3 separate regions of the Homo sapiens genome follow, and all the other regions are linked to region 1. A link is an interaction called in ENCODE POLR2A ChIA-PET data of the cell type or tissue named here. Cell type or tissue: K562. All regions are shown on one strand. Each heading gives the region's core, and the rest is flanking DNA. Links, peaks and the distances in the headings are about the cores only.

Region 1 (7,557 bases), core at 1,245-5,244:
TTTATTTATTATTATTATTATTATTATTATTATTATTATTATTATTGAGATGGAATCTTGCTCTGTTGCCCAGAATGGGGAGTGCAGTGGCATAATCTTGGCTCACTGCAACCTCTGCTTCCTGGGTTCAAGCAATTCTCCTATCTCAGCCTCCTGAGTAGCTGGGACTACAGGCTCACGCCACCAAGCCTGGCTAATTTTTGTATTTTTAGTAGAGGCGGGTTTCACCGTATTGGTCAGGCTGGTCTCAAACTCCTGACCTCAGGTGATCCACCCACCTCCGCCTCCCAAAGTGCTGGGATTACAGGTGTGAGCCATCGAGCCCTGAAGTCTTTTGCTATTTATTTTTCTGTTGTTTGATCTGTTTATTGGTTATTGAAGCAAGTTTTTTGTTTTTTTTTATGGTAAAGATGGACACATCTTGACTTAATAGTATTTCTTTGTTGCTTAAAGCTGAAGTTAAAAATGCCATTTATTCGCTCTAATGTCGTTAGGGATTTAGTGGCAGCAGACAGAGAGGGGACACCCTAGAGAGGAGAAATGACTTTGGGAACTTCTCATCACCGTGACAGAGACCTGGCTCCGGTGGTGGTAAGAAAACAGAATTCCTAGTGGTGTGCCAGTGGGTGCCATTCCACTGTATATAAGCACCTGCTCCTGGAACGATCTACCTCAGACCTTGCAGTCATTCCCAAGATAACTCCCAGGAGCTCTGGAGCCAGAGGATCGAATTCAAATCCAGCCTCTGTTTCTGCCTCTACCTTGAAGTCACTTACTCTCTGAATTTCAATTTCACTTTAGTCTTTTTTAGTTTTTTTGAGACAAGACTATTGTTTTGTCGCCCATGCTAGAGTGCAGTGGCACCATCATAGCTCTCTGCAGCCTCCAACTCCTGGCCTCAGGCAATCCTCCCACCTCAGCCTCCTGAGTAGCTGGGAGTACGAGCACGCACCACCAGCCTCAGCTAATTTTTGATTTTTTTTTTTTTTTTTTTTTTTGTAGAGGCAGGGGTTTCACTATATTGCCCAAGCTGGTATTGAACTCCCTGCCTCAAGTGATCCTCCCACCTTGGCCTCCCAAAGTGCTGGGATTGCAGGTGTGAACCACTGCGCCAGTTGCTTTAATCTTTAAAATAGGGGAAAATATCTAATTGGTGTTAGAATTGCCTGGAATAACACCAAGAGCACCAAGAACAGAGCGCGTGTTCAATGACTGATAATTCTTATTATTCTTCTTTATTTCTTTTTTCTTTCTTTTTTTTTTTGAGACAGAGTCTCACTCTGTCACCCAGGCTGGAGTGCAGTGGTGCAATCTCAGCGAACTGCAACCTCTGCCTTCTGGTTTCAAGCAATTCTCCTGCCTCAGCCTCCCGAGTAGCTGGAATTACAGGTGTGCACCACCATGCCCGGCTAATTGTTGTATTTTTAGTAGAGACTGGGTTTCACCATGTTGACCAGGCTGATCTCGAACTCCTGGGCCCAAATGATCCACCTGAACTCTGCCTCCCAAAGTGCTGGGATTACAAATGTGAGCCACGGTGCCTGGCCTCTTATTATTTCTATCATAATTATTATCAATATTATTTGATATTGAAGACTTGACCCCACAGGATCACTGCTTGAGAAAAACATGCTAGAAATGAGATGTTTCTGCAGCAGGCCTTAACACAGCCAACATAGACCCCACAGAGGAACAGCTGGCCACAAGCCACAGACTGAGCACTGGGAGGTGGACAATACCCCCGACATCGTTCAAGTGACCCACAGTGAATCAAGCCCAGAAACAACACCACTGAATGGTCCGTGTGTTATGGAACTTGAGATCCTTTCATCAGATGCTTCTAGGAGACTTTTAATTTATCCAATATTTTTGGTTAACAGGGCCTATTTCTTTATAGAGCTAGGTCAGATTTGTTTAACACATAAAAATTATTATGAATAATTATGGCGCTCCATAAATGTTTACTGTTACGATGGTGGTGGTGGTGCTGATAACCATCGGTAGCATCTTTCAGGTCTACAAATCTTTAATTTGCAGCCAGGCTGGGGAATCATCAAATGAGATTTTCAGAGAAAGGGAAAAGGATGGAGGTGGTGGTGGAGGGAGAGGCTCTGCATCCTACCCCACCCCACCCCTGGCAGCCAGAAGCATTTCCTCTTAATTCTGAGACAAGGTGTGGGCCTGTGATGGAACGTCCCTAGGCTTCACGTGCCTTGTCTGTAACATGGAGAAATAGCCCCTCACCCTCTGATATGGTTTGGCTGTGTCCTCACCCAAACCTCGTCTTGAATTTTAACTCCCACAATTCCCTTGTGTTGTGGGAGGAAACTGGTGGGCGGTAATTGAATCATGGGGGCGAGTCTTTCCCGTGCTGTTCTCGTGATAGTGAGTAAGTCTCACGAGATCTGATGGTTTTAAAAAAGGAAGTTTCCCTGCAAAAGCTGTCTCTTTGCCTGCCGCCATCCACGTAAGATGTGACTTGCTCCTCTTTGCCTTCCACCATGATTGTCAGGCCTCCCCAGCCATGTGGAACTGTAAGTCCATGAAACCTCTTTCTTTTGTAAATTGCCCAGTCTCGGGTGTGTCTTTATCAGCAGCGTGAAAACGGACTAATACACCCTCCTAGAGTCGATGCATAGACCAGATGACCTCTTGGGTTTGGGTCTGGTATGATTCTGAGATGATTTCAAACAGGCTTGTCTGCTGAATGTTATCAGAGCAGTCATTTCGTGGGGCTTGCCAGGGATTTGGGTTTTGTTTGTTTGTTTGTTTGTTTTGTATGTTTGTTTTGTTTTTGGCTCTCTGGTTGGGCTGGATCTGACCACAGCATGATCACGGAAAACCCACGACTTCCTGATAATCTGATGAGGGACTTTTCTAAAAAGCAAACAGCAGCTCCAGTAAGGATGTGGAGGTTTATAAAGTCAGTCCTGCCATTGATAATGCAACCCAATGTCACTATGCACATTTGCATCTGTGCCTCATGGGATTCTGGCAACGTTCTTCCTCCTGGCTGCATTTTAGAATCCGCTGGGGCTTCTAAGAAGCCCAGGCCTCACTCCAGACCCACTAAATCGAATCTCCAGGGGCGGAACCCAATCAGCTACAGTTTGTAAAAGTTCTTGAGGACATGGAAACACCCCTGGCTGATCTTGGGCCTTGATTGGCGTGTGGCCTTTGGTCTGACCGGTGGCATGCACAGGAGAAGGCATATACAGGAATTTAAGCTGTTTTAGAGTCTTTTGCTGTCTGAAGTCAGATTCTACCTACAAGAAGGCTGGCGTCTATTTTATAACCCTGAGTTGATTCCCCATTCAAACCAAGGACTGGCTTGCTTCAGTCAGAGAATCTGGGAATTTGGTGAGGGTGGCCGATCCAGTCTCCTTCCAGCTGGGAGTGCAGGGAGAACCTCCCTGATCTTAGGATCTCAGGATGCAGGGCTGTCCCCCGGCTCCCAACCATTTCCCAGGGACTTGTCTCAATGGATATGAATATGGCACTGGGCAGCAGTGAAGAGCTGGCTGGTGACAGCATCAAGCCTGGCCCCTGACAGAGGCCCTGGAGTGGGAGGAGAGTGACTCCTCTGTGCAGAGGTAGCTCTGGCAATGAGCAGAGGGGAGGCCGGGGGCAATCAGGCTGCATGCCAATGTCTCAGGTGCATTTCCCTAACAAGGAAAATGATGAAAATGAACTACAAGGAAATGCAATTCGTGGAAAATCCCAGAGGGATGGAACCCAAAGAGAAAGCCTGGAATGGCTGAAAAGCTTTCTACAAGGAAGGAGACAAGATCATTTACAAATGGAAGTGAGAAAGGCACGAAGCAGAGTGCCTGCTGTGGCAGAAAGCAACCCTGGGTGACGTCTCTGTTTCAGGAATGTTCTTCCCTATGTGGGTTAAGCGTCAGGGAGGTAGGGATGTCAGGGGAGAAGCTGCCCATGCACTCTTCATCTTGTGCCACATGGGCCACGAAGAAAGATAATTCACAAACTCAGAGGATGGACCGTGAAAAGGACATGGCAAGAGGGAGAAAAAGCTCCAACAAACCCAGGACCTTCGAGGGAAACTTATTATCCTCAGGGCTCAGAGCCTGGATGACAGGTCACAGATGATACCTGCAAAGGTGAACCAATGAAGATGCGGGCACTGTGGCGAGGACAGGGCTGCCCTGTCCTCCTGAATGACTGGCATTTTCTCAGTGCTGTGAAGATGCAGTGCAGACACAGCTTCAAGCCTCCCTCCCCAGCAGGCAGCCCTGAAATCCCCTTTATAGAAATGCCAGAGCCACCATTGATCCACTTGGTCAGGCAAGAACAGCAGAGCGCTGAGGAATGGCATCAGAACCATGGAATCATGGAATATTAGAGACAAGGTTGAAAAGAATACAGACTAAGGAGTCGGGAAACGTGAGTGCCAATCCGACCTAGGCCCTGTCCTAGGGTATTATCTTATGTTCTCAAGTTATTTAGCTTGGTTAGTCTTTTGTGTCAACTTTGCTAGGCTATTGTGTGCAGTTATTTAATCAAACATGAATCCCAGGGTTGCTGGGAAGGTCTTCGGTAGATATGGTTAACACTTAAAATCAGCTGACTTTGAGGAGATTATCCTCAATAATATGGGCGTGCCTCATCCAATCGGTTGAAGGCCGTAAGAGCAAAAACTGAGGTTTTCTGGCGAAGAAAGAATTCTGTGTCTAGACTGTTGCATTGACTCCTGCCTGGTTGTCCAAACTGCCAGCCTGCCCTGCAGACTTCACACTTGCCAAACTCCATAAATTACATGAGCCAATTCCTGAAAATGAATGTCTTTCTGTCTCTGTCCTATTAGTTCGGTTCCTCTGGAGATCCCTGACTAATCCAGCCTTTCTTTCCCCACTGATGAAATGGGGATGGTGATAACTCCCACTTCATACAGCCATTGTGAGTATCAAGTTAACTTTTGTTTAGTTTAGGATCTGGCACAGAAACATTCATTTATCATCATCATCATCAATAACAGTGGAGAAGAGGTCTAGTCCAACCTTTTTCTTTTACAGATAAGGAAACTGAGTCACAGAAAGGCGAATGAGAGTAGCTATATGTACGTAATGCTGGCGCTGTTCAAACATTGCACGTGTATTCTTAACTCGTTTAATCTTGGTGACAACCTTATGAGCTACACAATGTTACTATCCCCATTTTACAGACAGAAAAACTAAGGAAGGGATTATGTGAGTGATCCACGTCACATTGCCAGCAGGTGTCAGCTCAGGGGCCCCGTGTGCTCTCATGGCGGGGATGATGCTAGCACCCAGGTCTCGGGGTTCCCTGCCAGGATCTTTCCACCTTCTCGCTTGGTGGGAGGCATATGCTCTTTGGTCAGAGAGAAGTCCAGGTTGGCCCGGTGTGAGGGGAACCATCCCTCAGCACAAGCTTCTTTGCTCTGGTGCCAGCCGAGTGTCCCAGAGAGAGGCAGTGCCTGCCTCTGGTGAGGGGTGAGAACTGCCTTAAGAAGTGGGACTGCAAAAACAGTGACTGACTGGGGGCCGGGATATCTAGCTATGCCATTTTCATGAAAAAGTTGGTTCATTTTAAGGAACCACCCTCCCTCTGGACCTCCCTCCTTTTCAGCCACTTGAACCAGTTACTCATCCAGTTGAAGTTCTTGCCTATAGCCAGGGAGGTGAGGAGTTTATCCCCTTCCTTCCAGTCTTAAATTACTAATTAAAATGTCTTGGAGACTAAGCCCATTGCAAAAATAGCCTGGGTGGCTTTCTAAAGCTTCTTGTTCATAACCAGAGGGAAGTTGATTCTCTTCTCATCTTTATAATAAGGATTCTTTTGCAGGATATCTGTTTTATGCTCCCTACAGCTCTGGCCCCTGTTTGGTCCCAGCAGGGGGAGGCCAGTGGAGTTTAATTACATTCCTCCTATAGGGAACATTCGAGGAATGAGGCTTTGAAAAACAACTTGTGCGACCAAAAGAAAAAAAAATCAAATTAAGTGAGTGAGAAACAGGAATTGCCTTTTGTGTCCTAGCGACCCAATCTAAATATTTAAATTTTAAAGACAGATTTCTAAATGATTAACTTTATAAACCTTCCGCATTGCAATTCACAGGGGAGTCACACCTCCCTTGTGATCTGGAATATTCATACGCCTGGACTAACAGAGTCTGGTAGCTGATATTTTCACACATGCCATATTCAGTTATAAAATACAACCTAAAAAAAAAAAAAAAAGAAAGCTCACCAAACAAACCATAATGCTGTCCACAGTCCTGGGGCAAAACAGACTTTCTGGAAAACCTAGGGTTAAAGGAGTGTCTGGGCCATAAGCACACATTTTGGAAAGGCCCCTTATTCTAGACTCATTTTCCAATTTTCCTTCCTCTCTCGGCTCTGAGATGCCCAGCGATTGGCTATTAGTGGAGTGTGGAAGCAGCCCCCAGGCAGAAGCTATTAATTTGCTGATTTAGTAGGTGCTCAAATACCATGAGCTGACAGAGGAGGCGGACCATAGCAGCGGTAGGGGACATAGGTAGTAAGTTTCTTGTTGTCAGCAGGATTCAAGCCCAGCCTCATGATCTTTCAGATATCTGTCCTGGATGGGAAGCTGCCCTAGATGTCCCCAGAGGTCTCCTCGGAGGCCGAGGGCTGAGGCTCCCTCCTTTTCTTAGCATGATATCTTCTGGGCAATTGCACTGCAATTGTAGGACTATAGGGACTCCAAGTGTTGCCTTCAACCTGCCTCCATCTCCCCACGCAGTGCCTTCTCTCTTTGACTCCACCGACCCCTTTCTCGCTGGGCGCAGTAACTCACAGGCTTTATCTACTGTGCCTCCCTGCTCGTCCCCCCTCAAATCTGTGCTTGGAGTTGGTTTCCAGTTAGAAAAGGAAGAGTGAAATAACTTTTCTCAACACCTATTTCTCACGTGCCAGGCACTGTGCTCGGCCCTGGGACCTACCAAGGTACCCAGCGGACGAGGCTTCCTAGTCGTGGGGTTTACATCCTGGCTGGGACTTGATGATATTCCCCTCCCAAAATGAGTGGTGTGTTAATAACGGATCATGTGTCAAAACAAAGCCAGGGCCTCCCAATGGAAAATTTTAAGCCTAGTGACGAAAAGGTTTTTTGGGGACAAGAAGTCTTTAAATTCCCACCAGATGATACCATTTTGGAGCTTCCACTCCACTGGTGTGAAAGCGACTTTGGTCAACAGAGTCTGGGGAAGTTAAAAAAAAAGTATGTTTATTCTTTTATTTCAAGAGCTAATTGTTGGGAATAAAACCCATTCTTTTGATGTTTTAAGAGCCCATAATGTGTGCAATAGTTAAATAAATGAGCCATTCAGTTGCAAATGTAGCTCCATGCCAAGCAGATGCACAGAAGGTTGAGCTTCACCTGTGGAGCTGACTTTCCCAAGTTTATTTTTCATTCTTGCTTTTCTGGATGGATGTGAACCAACCCCACAAGCTTATTTGCTTAGCAAAGCTTGGTCCCTCTAGAGGCCCAGCTATTGAATATGAAAGACTCTGATTTGCTACATGAAAGACACCACATACATGCTGATTGGTGTGA
Region 2 (7,557 bases), core at 1,602-5,601, 270 kb before region 1:
CAATTCTTGTGCTTCAGCCTCCCAAGTAGCTGGGATAACAGGTGTGCACCACCACACCCAGCTAAGTTTTGTATTTTTAGTACAGACAGTGTTTTGACATGTTGGACAGGCTGGTCTTGAACTCTTGGCCTCAAGTGATCCACCCACCTCAGCCTCCCAAAGTGCTGGGATTACAGGTGGGAGCCACCACACCCAGCCCAAGCAGCCTTTCTTAGGAAACTGTAGGATGATATATTCCATGAAAATGAAGGAATAAATAAAGAGGAAGCCTTGAAGCCCAGGAAATGGGAAGAGAGCAGAGTTGGGAGCAGGAGGATAGGGATGGAGGACTTGAGGATGCCTCCTAGAAAAACACATGAAACCAGGACAACCTGCTATGTCTAAATACAGTGAGCAAAGATTCACATTTCCAGTAGAGTCTGGAGAAGAATTAGCAATAGGTACATAGACAGTTGAACAAATAGAAAATAAGGCAATATTTATCTTCAGGGAAAACAAGAAAAAGTTTGTACCAGATAGGAAATATAATCATGTTACACTCCGCAGCTCAGCTGTGAATAATGGCTGCATTGTCAGAATAAACACTGGCTACTGATTAAACCAGAAATTGCAACACAAGCAAATTAGGAGGATGGGGAAGAGAAGATATATGATAGCTAAATCCTTGTTTCCCAAAGAAGGAAGACAACAGATAATAAATGCAACGGAGAAAACTGGAGAAGCTGGTGAAAGCTAAAAAGAGGCTGCTTCTGAAAATCAAGGGGGGGAATAGTGGGGAAGGAATTGCTTGCTTTAAGATTTTAAAGATTATTTTACTTTTCAAATAATGCAAATGTGTTATCTGATAAAAACAGTAACTAAAGAAAGATCATTATTGAGTTATGGAAGAAGTTAAACTAGTAGTGGCTATTATTTGTTGAGTACTTACAATATGCCAGAAACCACGGTAGGCATTTTACTTATAGTATCTTATTTATTTATTTATTTGAGACAGGGTCTTGCTTTGTCACCCAGACTGGAGTGCAGTGGCACAATCATGGCTCACTGCAGCCTCAACCTCCTGGGCTTAAGCAATCTTCCCACCCCAGCCTCCCGAGTAGCTGGGACTACATACATGAACCACCATACTGACTAATTTCTTAATTTTTTGTAGAGATGGGGTTTTGCCTTGTTGGCCAGGCTGGTCTCGAACTTCTGGCCTCAAGTGATCTGTCCACCTCAGCCTCTCAAAGTTCTGGGATTACAGGTGTGAGCCACTGTGCCAGGCCTCTAATTTGGTCTCTAAAAAAACGAGTAAATAAAAACATGATGCCCCATCAGACACTGCAGAGCAGCGATTCCCACCTTTTTCTGCACTTTTGAATGAAGGACAATGATCATGTAAGCCCCTTACTCCCACCTGGGAGTCCAGGGTTACACATAATTCCTCACTGTAAACTCATCCTTTTCTCTCCTACACAAGTAAGAATATCTAAATAAGTTAAAGTGACATTATTTTTGGAATAATCTAAAATCTTCTCAAATATAATTTTTTAAAAGTAGATCGGCCAGGCGCAGTGGCTCACACCTGTGATCCCAACACATTAAGAGGCCAAGGTGGACAGATCACCTGAGGTCAGGAGTTTGAGACCATCCTGGCCAACATGGTGAAACCCCATCTCTACTAAAATACAAAAAAAAATTAACTGGGTGTGGTGGCGCAACACCTGTAATCGCAGATAGTCAGGAGGCTGAGGCATGAGAATCACTTGAACCCAGGAGACAGAGGCTGCAGTGAGCCAAGATCGCACCACTGCACTCCAGCCTGGGTGACAGAGCGAGACTCAGTCTCAAAAAATAAAATAAAATAAAATAAATAAAAGTAGATATTACAAATCCCAGGATCTTAACTACTGTTAGTAACCAAGTCCCTGTGGCTCACAACCATTGGAGGAAATGCAGCCACAGAGGGCCTTGGAGACGTGTCTGCGGCTCCACACTGAGTTGATGGCAGAGCCCAGAGCCCTTGCCTTTTATAGTATGTGTTAACAGAACAGCTGGCTAGGATGTACTTCTACAGATGGTGGCGAGTGCATGAGGCTTGACCATCTGAGCAAGCTTGTCAGGAGGCCAGAGCTCTTTCTTTCCCTGTCTGGGCCACTCTTTACAAATGTACCAAAAAAGCTTTTATTGTCAGAGAAAAATGATTCCATTTAGATCTAGATATCCTGTGGAGTCCATTCCTTCAGTAAACTTTTTTTTTTTTTTTTTTTTTTTTGAGATGCAGTCTTGGTGGCTCACGCCTGTAACCCCAGCACACTGGGAGGCCAAGGTGGGTAGATCACGAGGTCAGGAGTTTGAAACCAGCCTGACCAACATGGTGAAACCCTGTCTCTACTAAAAATACAAAAATTAGCCAGGTATGGTGGCACATACCTGTAATCCCAGCTATTTAGGAGGCTGAGGCAGGAGAGTTGCTTCAAGCTGGGAGGTGGAGGTTGCAGTGAGCCGAGATCGCGCCACTGCACCCTAGCCTGGGTGACAGAGTGAGGCTCCGTCTCAAAAACAAACAAACAAAAAAACATATTCTTGGGCCCTGCCCCAGACATATGGAAACAGAACAGGGCTGTGGAGGGGGGAATTAGCAGGAATCTATGCTTTTCCTTCAATCTTTTATTTTGAAAATATTCAAACTTATAGAAAAGTTGAAAGAATACAGCAACCACTCCTATACCTTCTACAAAGATTCCACAATTAACATTTTACTACATTGAGGTTTTTTTCCCTCTCTCTCTATCCTCTCCTTCTTTGTGTCTACAGAATTTCTTACCGAGACCTTTGAAAGTATATTTCAGACATCAGGACACTTCATTCACGTTGTGGTTACACTGTGTCCCAATAAAAGAAACGTTGACGTCCTGGCCCCTGGTACCTTGAATGTGACCTTAGTGGTAAATAGGGTCTTTGCAGAGGTACTCAAAATGAAGTCATGCTGGATTAGAGTGGGCCCTACATCCAATAACTGCCATCCTTATAAGGGAGAGAGAGATTTGAAGACACGGAGAGACACACAGGGAAAAAGGCTACCTGACTGTGGAGACAGAGATTGAAGTTTATGTTGTCACCAACCAAGGAACGCCAAGGATTGCCAGTAACTACCAGAGGCTGGAAGAGGCAAGGAAGACTCCTCCCTAGTCCTTCAGGCAGAGCATGGCCCCACGAGCCCTTGATTTTGGACTTGAATTGTGACAGACCAAATTTCTGTGTTGCAAACTATCCTGCTTGTGGCAATTTATTACCGTAGCCCTAGGAAACTAATACAACTCCTCAATACAGGTGTTACCTAAATGTGGGCATTTAATGGGACTCACGTATTCTCCCCATAACCAATATCATTAGCACACCTAAGAAAATTAACAATAATTTTATGATATCCAATCCATACTCAAATATATCCAATTGTTCTCAAAATATCTTTTATAGATTTTTTTTTCCTTTTTTTTTGATCCAGGATCCAATCAAAGTATCTTACACGCATTTGATTATTATGTCTCTCTAATTTTTTTATTCTAAAAGAATTCATCTTAAAAAATGACTTCTTGATGTGTCCAGGTTTTAAAGAAAAAAATTATTCTCAAACAGTAAGAAAGACTTTATTCAAGACTATTGCAATAGGAGTGCTGCTCTAGGGGAGTGCGCGATCTGGCTCAACTCCAAGTACAAGGACAAGTGGGGATTCACAGCCAAAGAGCAGGATGAGGGGTCAGTGGATGGGAAATTACTAATGGGAGACATCAAGCGTAGGGATTCTTGCTAAAGACAGGCTAAGGGCTTAGACATCAAGGAAGCGGGGTGAGGTACTTGATCAGATACAAAGAGTGGAGGGATGACTTGGCAGGATTCTTTGCTAAGACTGGCTGGGCAGACCAAAGACAAGATGGGGGCCAAGGTCCAGGCCTAGTTGAAAAGAAGGCTCAGAGGAGTCTGACTAAAGTTTGGTCAGGGAGACAGCCTTTGTTACAGGTTAGTTGTCTTATAGTACGTTCCACACTGTGCACTCGCCTTTCCTTTTCTTTTTCTTTTTTCTTTTTTTTGAGATGGAGTTTTGCTGTTGTTGCCCAGGCTGGAGTGCAATGGTGTGATCTTGGCTCATTGCAACCTCTGCCTCCTGGGTTCAAGCGATTCTCCTGCCTCAGCCTCCCAAGTAGCTGCCATTACAGGCATACACCACAACGCCTGGCTAATTTTGTATTTTAAGTAGAGACGGGGTTTCTCTGTGTTGGTCAGGCTGGTCTTGAACTCCCGACCTCAGGTGATCCACCTGCCTCGGCCTCCCAAAGTGCTGGGATTATAGGCGTGAGCCAGCGTGCCCGGCCTTGCATTTGTCTTTTCATCCTTTTGGTGAAACTTGTTCCTCTATCACCATTAAGTCATGAGGCTTGATCAGATTCATGTTTATCACATATGGCAGGAATAATTCATAGCTGGTAGTATTAAGTATTTCAGATTACATCACATCAGAAAGTGCATAAGTGCATAATAGCTGCACTATTAGCGATGCTTAGTTGTTGTTATTTTTATTTTTGGAGATGGGGTCTTTTTCTATTGCCTAGGCTGGTGTGCAGTGGCATGATCATAGCTCACTGCAGCCTTGAACTCCTGGGCTCAAGCAATCCTCCCACCTCAACCTCCCTAGTAGCTGGGACTGCAGATAAGTGCCACTCATGCCTGGCTAATTTTTTATTTTTTGGTAGAGACAGTCTCACTATGTTGTCAAGGCTGGTCTCGAACTCCTGGCCTTAAGCAGTCCTCCTGTCTCAGTCTCCAGAAGTGGTGGGATCACAGGCATGAGCCACTGTGCCTGGCTGAGTTTGATCACTTTGGTAAGGTGATGACCACCAGCTGTCTCCATTGCAAAGGGCAATTTTCCCTTTGGTAATTTGCAAGTCATCTGCAGGTAATACTTTAGTCCGATGTGAATATCTTGCTCTTCCATAACCTTCTGTCCAGTGGTTTCATCAAAAATCTTTATTTAATTGGGGGTTGCCAAATAGTGATTTCCAATTCTATCATTCCTTTCAGTTTTATTAGCTGGTATTTCCCTTCCTTTATTCCTTGTTTTGAAGATCACTAGAGATTTTTAAAAATTGTGGCTTGATTTTTAAAAATCAGGCCGGGCATGGTGGCTCACGCCTGTAATCCCAGCACTTTGGGAGGCCGAGGCGGTCAGGAGTTTGAGACAAGCCTGGCCAATATGGCGAAACCCCATCTCTACTAAAAATACAAAAATTAGCCAGGCGTGGTGGCGCGTGCCTGCAGTCCCAGCTACTTGGGAGGTTGAGGCAGAAGAATCTCTTGAGTCCGGGAAGTGGAGGTTGCAGCGAGCAGAGATCGTGCCACTGCACTCCAGCTTGGGCGATAGAGCAAGACTCCATCTCAAAAAAAAAAAAATGTGTTATCAACTATAGTGAGTATTTATTTTGATGTTCAGATTGACTAAATTTGGCCAGTAAAATTTCCTTCAAGCTGGTTGCTGTCTTGGAACACTTCTTTGTCTTCTGGCACAATTTGATGTCCTAGGCTCACTTTCCCTGCCCCAGATTGGGGACCCACCATTTTTCCAAGGGGCAGAAAACATGGTCATCCTCTCAATTACCTAGAGTAGTGGTATCACATTCCACCAGCCTGGCCAACATGACAAAATCCCATTGCTACTAAAAAAATACAAAAATTAGCCGGGCATGGTGGCAGCGCCTGTAGTTCCAGCTAATTGGGAGGCTGAGGCATGGAGAATCGTTTGAATCCAGGAGGTGGAGGTTGCGGTGAGCTGAGATGGTGCCACTGCACTCCAGCCTGGGTGACAGAGCAAGACTCTGTCTCAAAAAAAAAAAAAAAAGAAAGAAAACAGAATAATGGTATCACATTCCTTACCCATTTAAAATTAGCTTAACAGTAGCTACTGTTGATCAAGTGCTGTGCACTGGGCCACGTTTCCATGCATCCTCATTTAATTCACATTAATTCTTTACAGTAGGTTATGTTACTTATCCCTATTTTATAGATGAGGAAATCAGGGTGTGGAGAAGTTAAGTAAACTGCCCAGGTCCTCTCAGCTGGCAAGAGGAGGAGCTAGCAATTGGAACTCTAATCATTCTGATAACAAAGCCCAAGCTTGGAACCACCATAATCTATTGACAATTTGGCTACAAAAGAAGAAAACTCCTTAAGCAGCATTGAACTTGATAATACTACATTTTTAAAAACAAAAACCATGCTTTAAGGTAACAGGTATTAAGCAAAATTTAGGGAAAGAAATCCTTGAGTACAATCTGGAAACTTTCTCATTAATTCCCTTTTTTTTTTTTTTTTTTTTGAGATAGAGTCTCACTCTGTTGCCCAGGCTGGAGTGCAGTGGGAAGATCTCAGCTCACTGCAATCTCTGCCTCCTTGGTTCAAGCGATTCTCCTGTCTCAGCCTCCTGAGTAGCATGAGCCACCACGCCCAGCTAATTTTTGTAGTTTTAGTAGAGATGGGGTTTCGCCATGTTAGCCAGGCTGGTCTTGAACTCCTGACCTCAGGTGATCTGCCTGCCTTGGCCTCTCAAAGTGCTAGGATTACAGATGTGAGCCACCGCGTCTGCCTTTTTTTTTTTTTTTTTTTTTTGAGACAGAGTCTTGCTCTGTCCTTTCTCATTAATTCTAAATTGCCAGTAATCATAGTTTAGAATGATCTTGATCGACCCAGAATATGAGGAGAAAGCTTTCTTACAACTCAGCCAGAAGCCTTATCATGAAGTGAATTGGAGCAGGGACTTTGGACCAAGGGAATGTTGAATGCCCTTCCAGCTTCTCACCTACAAGTCTTTTCTGTGCTTCTGGGACAGTCCATTCAGAGCTTAAGCTGTCCAGGGTAATGAAAGTGTTAGTAGGGGAGAAGAGAAAGCTGCTATGATAATGTAACTATGCCAAGTTGTCGTTGTCATAGGGTGCTGGGGAAGGGGATAGGGAGGGGGACACTTGCCAAACTGGGGGCTGTGACTGCTTGGACAGAGGAGCACCTTTTTCTAATCTGCACAGAGGTGCAGATAAGCACTGCAGGCTAGCAGAGGCCCTAGCTGAGTCAAGTTCTTTCAGTTTGAAGTTGACTGTTCTAGGTTCAAGGGTGAATGACTTTCTATTATCTCTTAATGAGAAAAAACTTCCTTCTCCCAACAAGAATTTCCAGTTGTGGTTATTAGCCTAGGTGTAACCGAAATTGAAAAGTAATTATATTTCTCTTAGCAGCTAAGATTGCCCCCAGCAACCTGCCCATTTCCTGCTTTCACTCTTAGGAGGACAGTCTTTTGCCTTGTATTCTTTTTTCCCCTTCTCTACATTGACTTTAGGGTCCAGTTTTAAGTCCCAGACCTGTTTAGTAACTAGCTTTAATCCCAGGGCACCAAGTCTCTGGCCTCTCCATGCTTCCCCCTTCCCTTCCTGGGTCTTAGCCAGGGCAGGGAGCACTACCTACCTGAGTACGCAGAGCAGTGGTGAGAGGTGGCCCAGGGAGCCATCTCAGGGAACCCATTAAGATAAAGGG
Region 3 (7,557 bases), core at 1,602-5,601, 190 kb after region 1:
CACCTTCCCCTCTCTGGCTATTAAACACAGGACTTAACATCCAGAAGTTTGTAATGAATGTAATAATGTCAATAGAGCCCAAAGAAATTAAAGGATATTTTTAAAAATCTTACCTGTTGTTGTTCTGCCTTCTATTTAAACATCCAACTCAACCAGACAAACTAGCTCACATCAGCCAGGCAGTCCAGGCAGTATATGTCTCCTAAAGAAAAGATAAGCAAAACCAATCAGCAGCTTCTGAAAGTTGATGAAGTGTACCACCTAGGGCAAGTGGAATGCAAGCTGAAGATATTGCCATATTCCAAAAGAAATTCTTTAAAAATTCAAATTCATCTCATACATACAAACGAAAATCCTCAGAATTCTATGACAAAAGATTATTTGTTTTTTTCTTAACTTACACTTTGAAGCTGTTGAATTATTTTTAAAAGATCTATACACAGACTGTGATAAAACACATAAGGAAATCACAAAACTAAATTCTTCCTAAAAATGACTAAGATGCTGTTAGCTGTAGGTAATGGGATCCTTGCTAAAGGTGTCTTCATAAAGACAGCTCTCCTCTCAATAAGGCTGGAGGTCAGTGGTTCCAAAGCCAGTTTACTTCCTTACTTGCAAGACATCACTCTAATTGATCCCACCTAAAGCATCCCATCCTACTAGGATATGGCTGAAAAGAGGGAAAGGAAATGGACCACCTCTTCCCATGGAACACACCTTTATGAGAAAGGAGACACTTTCTCAGAAGTCTCCAAGTTTTACCTTTTATCTCATTGGGCCACATGACCACCACTGGAAACATGACTGATTTGCTGCAACTGACTTAAACCAATCATAATTTACTTTCTTGGGCAGGTACAGTACTGCCTAAATAAAATCAGAGTTCTACAACTGAGGAAGAAGGCACCAGAGATAGGCAGCAGGCAACCACGTGTGTCTTCCACATAGAGTGAAAAGCTTCAGGATTATATGAAAAAATAAAATAAAAAGAAAGAAAGAAAAAAGAACCCTAGGCTTAAAAAATAAAATTAAGCCTTGAAGTTGTTGGAAGTAAAAGGTCTATCTGTGAAACTTTTCACTAAAATAAAAACAGGTAATCCCAAAACTAAATTCTTCCTTGCATTCTATCACTTAATTATTATATTCCCAGAACGGTTCAAAGCTGTCTAGAAGTATACCCTTTCTCATGGATTCAGTACAGATTTATTAAGTGTCTCCTTCATACCTGACACTACGGTGTTTTGTTGCCTTGTATAGTTTATCTTCCCCTTCCTTCACATGAATAATTTCTACTGATGAGGCAGACATTATTATCTCACTCTATAGATGAGAAAACTGAGGTGCAGAGAAATGAAATCATTTCCCTTATCATCATCCAGTTAAAAGTGATGGACCTAATGTTCCTGATGGTCAGTCCCTCTTTCATTGCTCCCATAGAGGGAAAGGCGAGACATTAAAAAAACAAAAAACAAACAAACAAAAAAAAAACCCTCTAATACTAGATAGGAAAAAATGAATGCAGCAGAAACAGACCTAAAATATGCTTTGGGGAGAATAAAGGATAAATGACCTCTGGGGATGTGGGCTGGGGAATAGGAAAGGCTTCATGAAGGAAATAGCATGTGAACTGGGTCTTAAAGGATGGGGAAGACGTGGAGTTCAGGACACTCTGGGCAGAGGCTGGCATGTACAAAGACAAAGCTGTGCAGCTATTGCTTAGGATGCACGAGATGCAAGAGTGGGAGATGAGATTGGGAAGGGGATTTTGGGCAGATCATGATGGGATTTAGGTGTCAGGTTAAGGTGATGAAGGTTGTTGTGCAGTAATATGGTGACTCCGAACATCTCTGAGCAATGGTATGCAGTGCGCAGGAAGCCAATGTTGTCAACAATCAGTTATGTGAATTAAAGACGAGGGAGAGACTGGAGTCAGGGACATCTGTTAAAAAAATAGCGCAGCAGTCCAAGGAGGAGGTAGGGATAGGCTCAATCAGGTACTGGCAGTAGAAAGGAAGAGGAATGGAAGAATGTGAAAAGCTATCACACAAAAAACAACAACAACAACAACAACGAAACAATGGGTCCTGGCAGTTGACCTGCAATGGCTGGAGCTGAAGGACTAGGAGGTGGTTATTGTTTACCAGAAGGAGGTTTGGGAGGAGATGAGTTCCATTTGGTAGCAGTGTCTGGAAAGCAGGTGGAAATGTGGGACAAGAGCTAATGAGACTATGTCAATTCAAATACCAGCCTCAGAGATCTAGAGATCAGCTTGCCAAGAGAACAAGCAGAAAGGGAACAGAAGAGAGCTTAGGTCCAGTCCATCAAGAAACAGGGTGAAGGGAGAAGGACACGGCCCCTAAATGATCAGGTCTCTCTCTTCTTAGTTCCCTCCTTTAGCCTCTTAGCCTCTCTCTCCACACCTGTAGTTATGGAACTGCTTTGTGTAAATGTATCCCCTAGGGAGTAAATTCAAAATGCAGATTTCCAGGTGCCACCCCCAGAGATTCCTGAGTCAGTGGGTTTGGGGTTCTGCCTGAGGAGTCTGCATCCTTAGAAAGCCCCTTCGATGCAGGCAGCCCAAGGACCACACTTTGAGAAATGCTGCCATGTAACCTCTCCCTGTGTGATCTCACCTCCTATGGATCAGCCACGCATTATACACTTACTGATGACTCAAAACAATCTCTATCTCCTATTAAAAACCCTTGGCTGAGCTCCAGTCCTGTACACCCACCTGGCAACTGAGCATCCCTATCTGAATATCTCATAGGTACTTTAGACTCAACATGTTCAAAATTGAATTCATTTTTCCCCACATCTGGTGCATTCAGAATAAAGTATAAGTTCTTCAGCTTGGCATACAATCTCCAGCGTCATTCCTGACCACTGTCTCGGCCTTGCTTTGCATGTTTAGCAATATTATAATTTCTTACATATCCTAGACATTCATATCTTTCTATCCTATTTGCTGTCACCTGCCAGAACTCGCAGTGCCAGGCACAGACGTGCCACCTCCCCTGCCCCAAACACACTCCTTGCCATTTGTCCCTCTGTACTATCTTTTGACCATGTGCATCCTTTTTACTGCTGCACTCATTATATTGTATCATGCTCCTTGCTTGGTGGTTTTTCTTTGAACTTGAGCTCCTTGAAAGCCAGGGCTATGGCTTATTCCCTTTTATACTCCCAGGTCCTGCTACAGAATCTAGCACATAGTAAGCTGTAGCTGAACATTTGATGAATTGATTTTCTCAGGAAAAAAAGAAAGGAAGAAAGAAAGGAAGGAAGGAAGGAAGGAAGAGAGAGAGAGAGAGAAAGAATGAAAGAAAGAACAAACGAAAGAAGGAAAGAAAGAAAGAGAAAGAAGGGAGGGAGGGAGGGAAGGGGGAAGGCAGGCAGGCAGGCAGGCAGGAAGGCAGGAAGGCAGGCTAGGAGTATTGAAAACAAAAACAAAAACAAAAACCTAAACAAGCATGTGAAAGGAGGAAGGACTAGGAATTTTGGGAAAAAATACAAAAAAAAAAAAAACAAAAAAAACTAAACAAGCATGCATGTGAAGGATGTGAAGGGAGGGGAGTGATTCAAGAAGAGTGAGGTGATTAACAGTGTCTAACTAACTCATGTTTGCTTAGAGATCAAGCAGGGGAGGGGCTAAGAAAGGGCATGCGATTTGCAATCTAAGAAGCCACTGGCAACCTCAGAGCAAAGAGTCAGTCCTAACTGCCCTCTGCCGTGACAGTCAAGCCCCTCCAGGGGTTGCCAGATAGGAGCAAGCTCTTTCATGTCAGTGGGAGGAAACCTTACAATTGAAACTTCACACTGTACAGAAATGCACAGGTCCACTGATTCATGGCTGAGGTAGGCTTAACAGGACCTGCAGGCTTTTAAAAGAGCTCTCCTCAGTCTACCTTTATTTCTGCCTCCACCCCAAGCTTCTTTCTGCACCATTTCTACCTAGTCTGTCCAAGTTCAGCCTGGACTGCAGGTCAGGAAAACCAAGCTATTACCTACCTCCCATAATCACAGAAATTTCTCTGCAGGGTTGGGTTGCTTCTCTGAACTGCTTCTCATGTGCAAATCCATCCTAATCTGCCATTCCCGCAACCTCCAACAAAATCGCCCTACCTTCTGTGCATCTACATTACAGCTTCTTTTCATTCATAGGCTGATTGCATTTTTTTTTTTTTTGCCATATTTCCTTTCTGCTCAATGCTCTTATGGCATCGCTTTGCTTTTCCTGCACCCCTGTTCAGGTGTCTGATCATTTTTCTTCTAGGAGCAAAAGCAGAAAAATGAATGATGTTTCCCTATTCCCCTGATTTTGCCAGTGTAATTTCTCCAAGACTGCCATTTCCACAATCAGATTCCCTTCACCCTGCCAAGCCTCGCTCTCCCCTTTGCCCTTAAAGCCACAGCTCTATTGTTCCTCATTTGAATGAAATGTCTACTCTTTTAAATTCTCTGTGAGTGTAATGTCTTGTTACTGAAGCTTTCAGTTAAAGAGTTTTGTTATTAAATACTACTCTGTTACAAACTGTATCATTGAAACCGATCAAAGGTTTAAAGCAGAAAGACAAGGTAATTTCTTAAGAATAATCCAAACAAAAATAGGTCTCTATTATGACTTGTTAAGAAACAGAATTAAAATAAAGGGAGAGGAAGAAGAAATAAAGAATGTGTGGAAAAGATAGAAAGATACAGAGAAAAAGAAAATTAGACACACAGTCAGAAAGAGAGGAAAATAGAGATACAGCAAGAGACCAAAAGAGAGGTGTGATATCAAAAGACAGAACTTGAGATAGTGACCTACCTCCCTCAGGCACATCCTCCAGAGATAAACCACAGGCACAGGCTCACACATGGAAAATAAAGAGCTGTCAGGAAAATAAGAGCAACACACACCAAGTGAGAATAAGATACAAGCCACACAGACATCATGCTAAGAATACCCTGAGAGTAAGAGAGACATACACACCTAAATGCATACACCAAAAAGAGGGTTATCTCTATCCTGTGGCCTTGAAGATATTGTGATGTTGTGCAGTTTCACAACTATAGGCATACATGAAAAAAAAAAGACCCTTTGTTCCATGTCCTGTAAGCAAAATGAACTTGAAATGAGGTCAAAGCTCCCCCATGTTCACTCTACCAACTCCTGAGAAAGATATGACTTGCACCATTTTGTAGAAAGGCAAATTAAGGAGAGGTAACTGGTATAAATGGTTACTAAATCCTTTCCAGTTTTCTTGCCTTTATTATTGTTCTTCAATGCACCCTGAAGTTAAATGGTATTTTGGCAACCTAGAGTTCCATGTACTGTTAAAAAAAAAAAAAAGTGATTTTTTTAAATGATTGATTAAACTCCTTAGAACACTGACTGCTAATGTGCTTATTAAATAAATAAAATACAATGCACACTATCTCTAGCCAAATGGGACAGCTCCCAGACCCCTCTCATTGTCTCAGGCCCATGACTGGTAAGGCCCTCTCTGCTTGGAGCAATCTCTGGTGCTCTTTTCTGGTACCTCCTTAGCCCTCCCCATCCTTCTACTATCTCCACCCATAAAACAGGACACATATTCAGGTAGAATTTAAGAAACCTGTATTTCCCTCCAAACTAGTTTCACCAAAGTCACTAATGCAACTCTTGTTGCTAAATCCAATTGATGCCTTTCTGCCTTTTTTTTTTTTTTTTTTTTTTTGAGATGGAATTTAGCTCTTGTTGCCTAGGCTAGAGTGCAATGGCACTAGAACTCGGCTCACTGCAACCTCTGCCTCCTGGGTTCAAGCGATTATCCTATCTCAGCCTCCCAAGTAGCTGGGATTACAGGTGCCCACCGCCACGTCTGGCTAATTTTTTTTGTGTTTTTAGTAGAGATGGAGTTTCATCATGTTGGCCAGGCTGGTCTCAAACTCTTGACCTCAGGTGATCTGCCTGCCTCAGCCTCCCAAAGTGCTGGGATTACAGGCGTGAGCCACAGCACCCAGCTGCTTTTCTGCTTTCATCTGACGTGGGCCTCTCAATAGCATGCAGCACTGTTGACCTTGCTGGGATGTTGAGGAATCCCCCGTCCTGGCTGTCCTCCAACTTCTCTGCCCTCTTGTCCATGGGGAGCTCTTTTTCCTCTTCCCATGTCTCAAATACTGGTACTCCCCAGGTTCTGTCACAGATCCTCTCTCCTCCCAGCTCCCATGCTCTCCTTCAGTGACATTTCACTGTTAGGTTTATACCTTGCTGCCACTTGACTGCAGTCACCGGAAGGAAAGGAGACAATTAGTATACTCAGTCTGCCAATTCATGAAGGAAAATCTAAGCTCATTTCAAGAATATTTTTCCGTTATATCATACGAACTTCGCTAGCTCAATTGAATGCATGTTTTGCATCTCATGGATACAGCTTCAGTCATGGTGGTCTGAAGAGAAGGTGGACCTCTGTCTGTATGGCTCCATCTTGTTCCCCTTCCATGGGACTCTATTTCCTTGCCCAAGATTGTTCCCTTCTTATGGGGAGGAGACTACCTGTAAAATGTTTTCGGTTGACACAAGTGATATTCATTTTAAGACTGCCTAGAATCACTCACTGCTAGACAGCAGCTGGGATGGACTTAGAGGCAGTTACTGAACACTGGTCAGTGCTGAATTCAGGGGCAGTCCTATAAAGCAGGGCCTTGCTCCAAGACGCTGCCAATCCAGTTATGAACACAGGGTACCTACACAGAAGACAAGAGTCAGCCATCTAGGGTGCGGGTATGCTGTGGACAACAGAGTGTGAGCAACAGGCAGGAAATGTTCTGTGAGCCTAAGGAAAGATGAGACAAAAGTCAGTGGGGCTGGTCAGAGGGAGGAGTTAGAATAATAATAACTTTTATTGAACCCCTACTATGTGTCTGCCCTCTATATAAAACTCTCTCTCTAATCTAACCCAGCCTCAGAGGCTGTGATGAGGACTATATGAAATGCCTTTTATCGAGTTTGTAGTGTTGTGCTGGACACAAGGGAGCATGCAACAAATTGCAGCTATCATCCATTCAACAAATATGTGTGCAGTACTCACCATGCGTTAGGCAATGCAGTTATTGGACATACAATCCAAAACAAGAAAAACATGGTTTCTGTCCTTACTGAGCTTACAGTCTAGAGACACCTTGTCCAAAATGGTAGCCACTAACCACCCATGGTTATTAAAATTAAAAATTCAGTTCCTCAGTCATACTAGCCACATTTCATGTGCTCCACAGACATAAGTAGCTACACTGCCATTATGGCAGCAAGTTCTAATGGCCAGCACTAGAAAGGGGCAGAGAGACATGCATGTAGGGTATGTATTAACAGGGAGTTACATACCTGTGTGGTGAAGGCTATGATAGAGATTTACAGATGCAAAAGGAGAACATTACTATTGTTCTCCTTCTCATAATCAAAATACAGACACTGAGGCTCAGAGAGGTTAAGCATTTTGACCAAGATCACATAGTTAAGTGGAAGAGCTAGGATTTGAACCTAGGTCTGACTTACTCCCACGCTATCTCGGGCTGTTTTGTGGAGGAGGTGAGCCA

The links. ChIA-PET counts read pairs that join two places held together with the same protein. Peaks named below come from ENCODE experiments on the same cell type or tissue, not always from the same donor. Only the 100,000 strongest peaks of a DNase experiment are listed, where the experiment ranks them.
Region 2: POLR2A ChIA-PET joins it to region 1 with 5 read pairs; 2 of 35 experiments call an interaction of 5 or more read pairs at or near these places.
Region 3: POLR2A ChIA-PET joins it to region 1 with 6 read pairs; 1 of 35 experiments calls an interaction of 5 or more read pairs at or near these places.

Annotation. Positions count from the first base shown.
Region 1 is chr7:139,972,217-139,979,773 of GRCh38, reverse strand. The region is part of intron 9 of TBXAS1 (thromboxane A synthase 1); the gene reads right to left. Among named protein-coding and RNA genes, the nearest start is that of PARP12, 87 kb to the left of the region's middle. In K562, for the core only: a CTCF peak has its summit at 2,318; DNase peaks (open chromatin) are centred at 2,184, 2,668, 3,053 and 3,525; H3K4me3 peaks cover 1,626 bases.
Region 2 is chr7:140,242,221-140,249,777 of GRCh38, reverse strand. The region is part of intron 1 of LOC107986854 (a long non-coding RNA gene); the gene reads right to left. Among named protein-coding and RNA genes, the nearest start is that of KDM7A-DT, 69 kb to the right of the region's middle. RefSeq lists a silencer at 6,055-6,349. In K562, for the core only: no CTCF peak of the experiment used is centred there; a DNase peak (open chromatin) is centred at 3,837.
Region 3 is chr7:139,779,983-139,787,539 of GRCh38, reverse strand. It overlaps a transcript of TBXAS1 not described here. Among named protein-coding and RNA genes, the nearest start is that of HIPK2, 5.8 kb to the right of the region's middle. In K562, for the core only: no CTCF peak of the experiment used is centred there; a DNase peak (open chromatin) is centred at 3,699; H3K27me3 peaks cover 1,406 bases.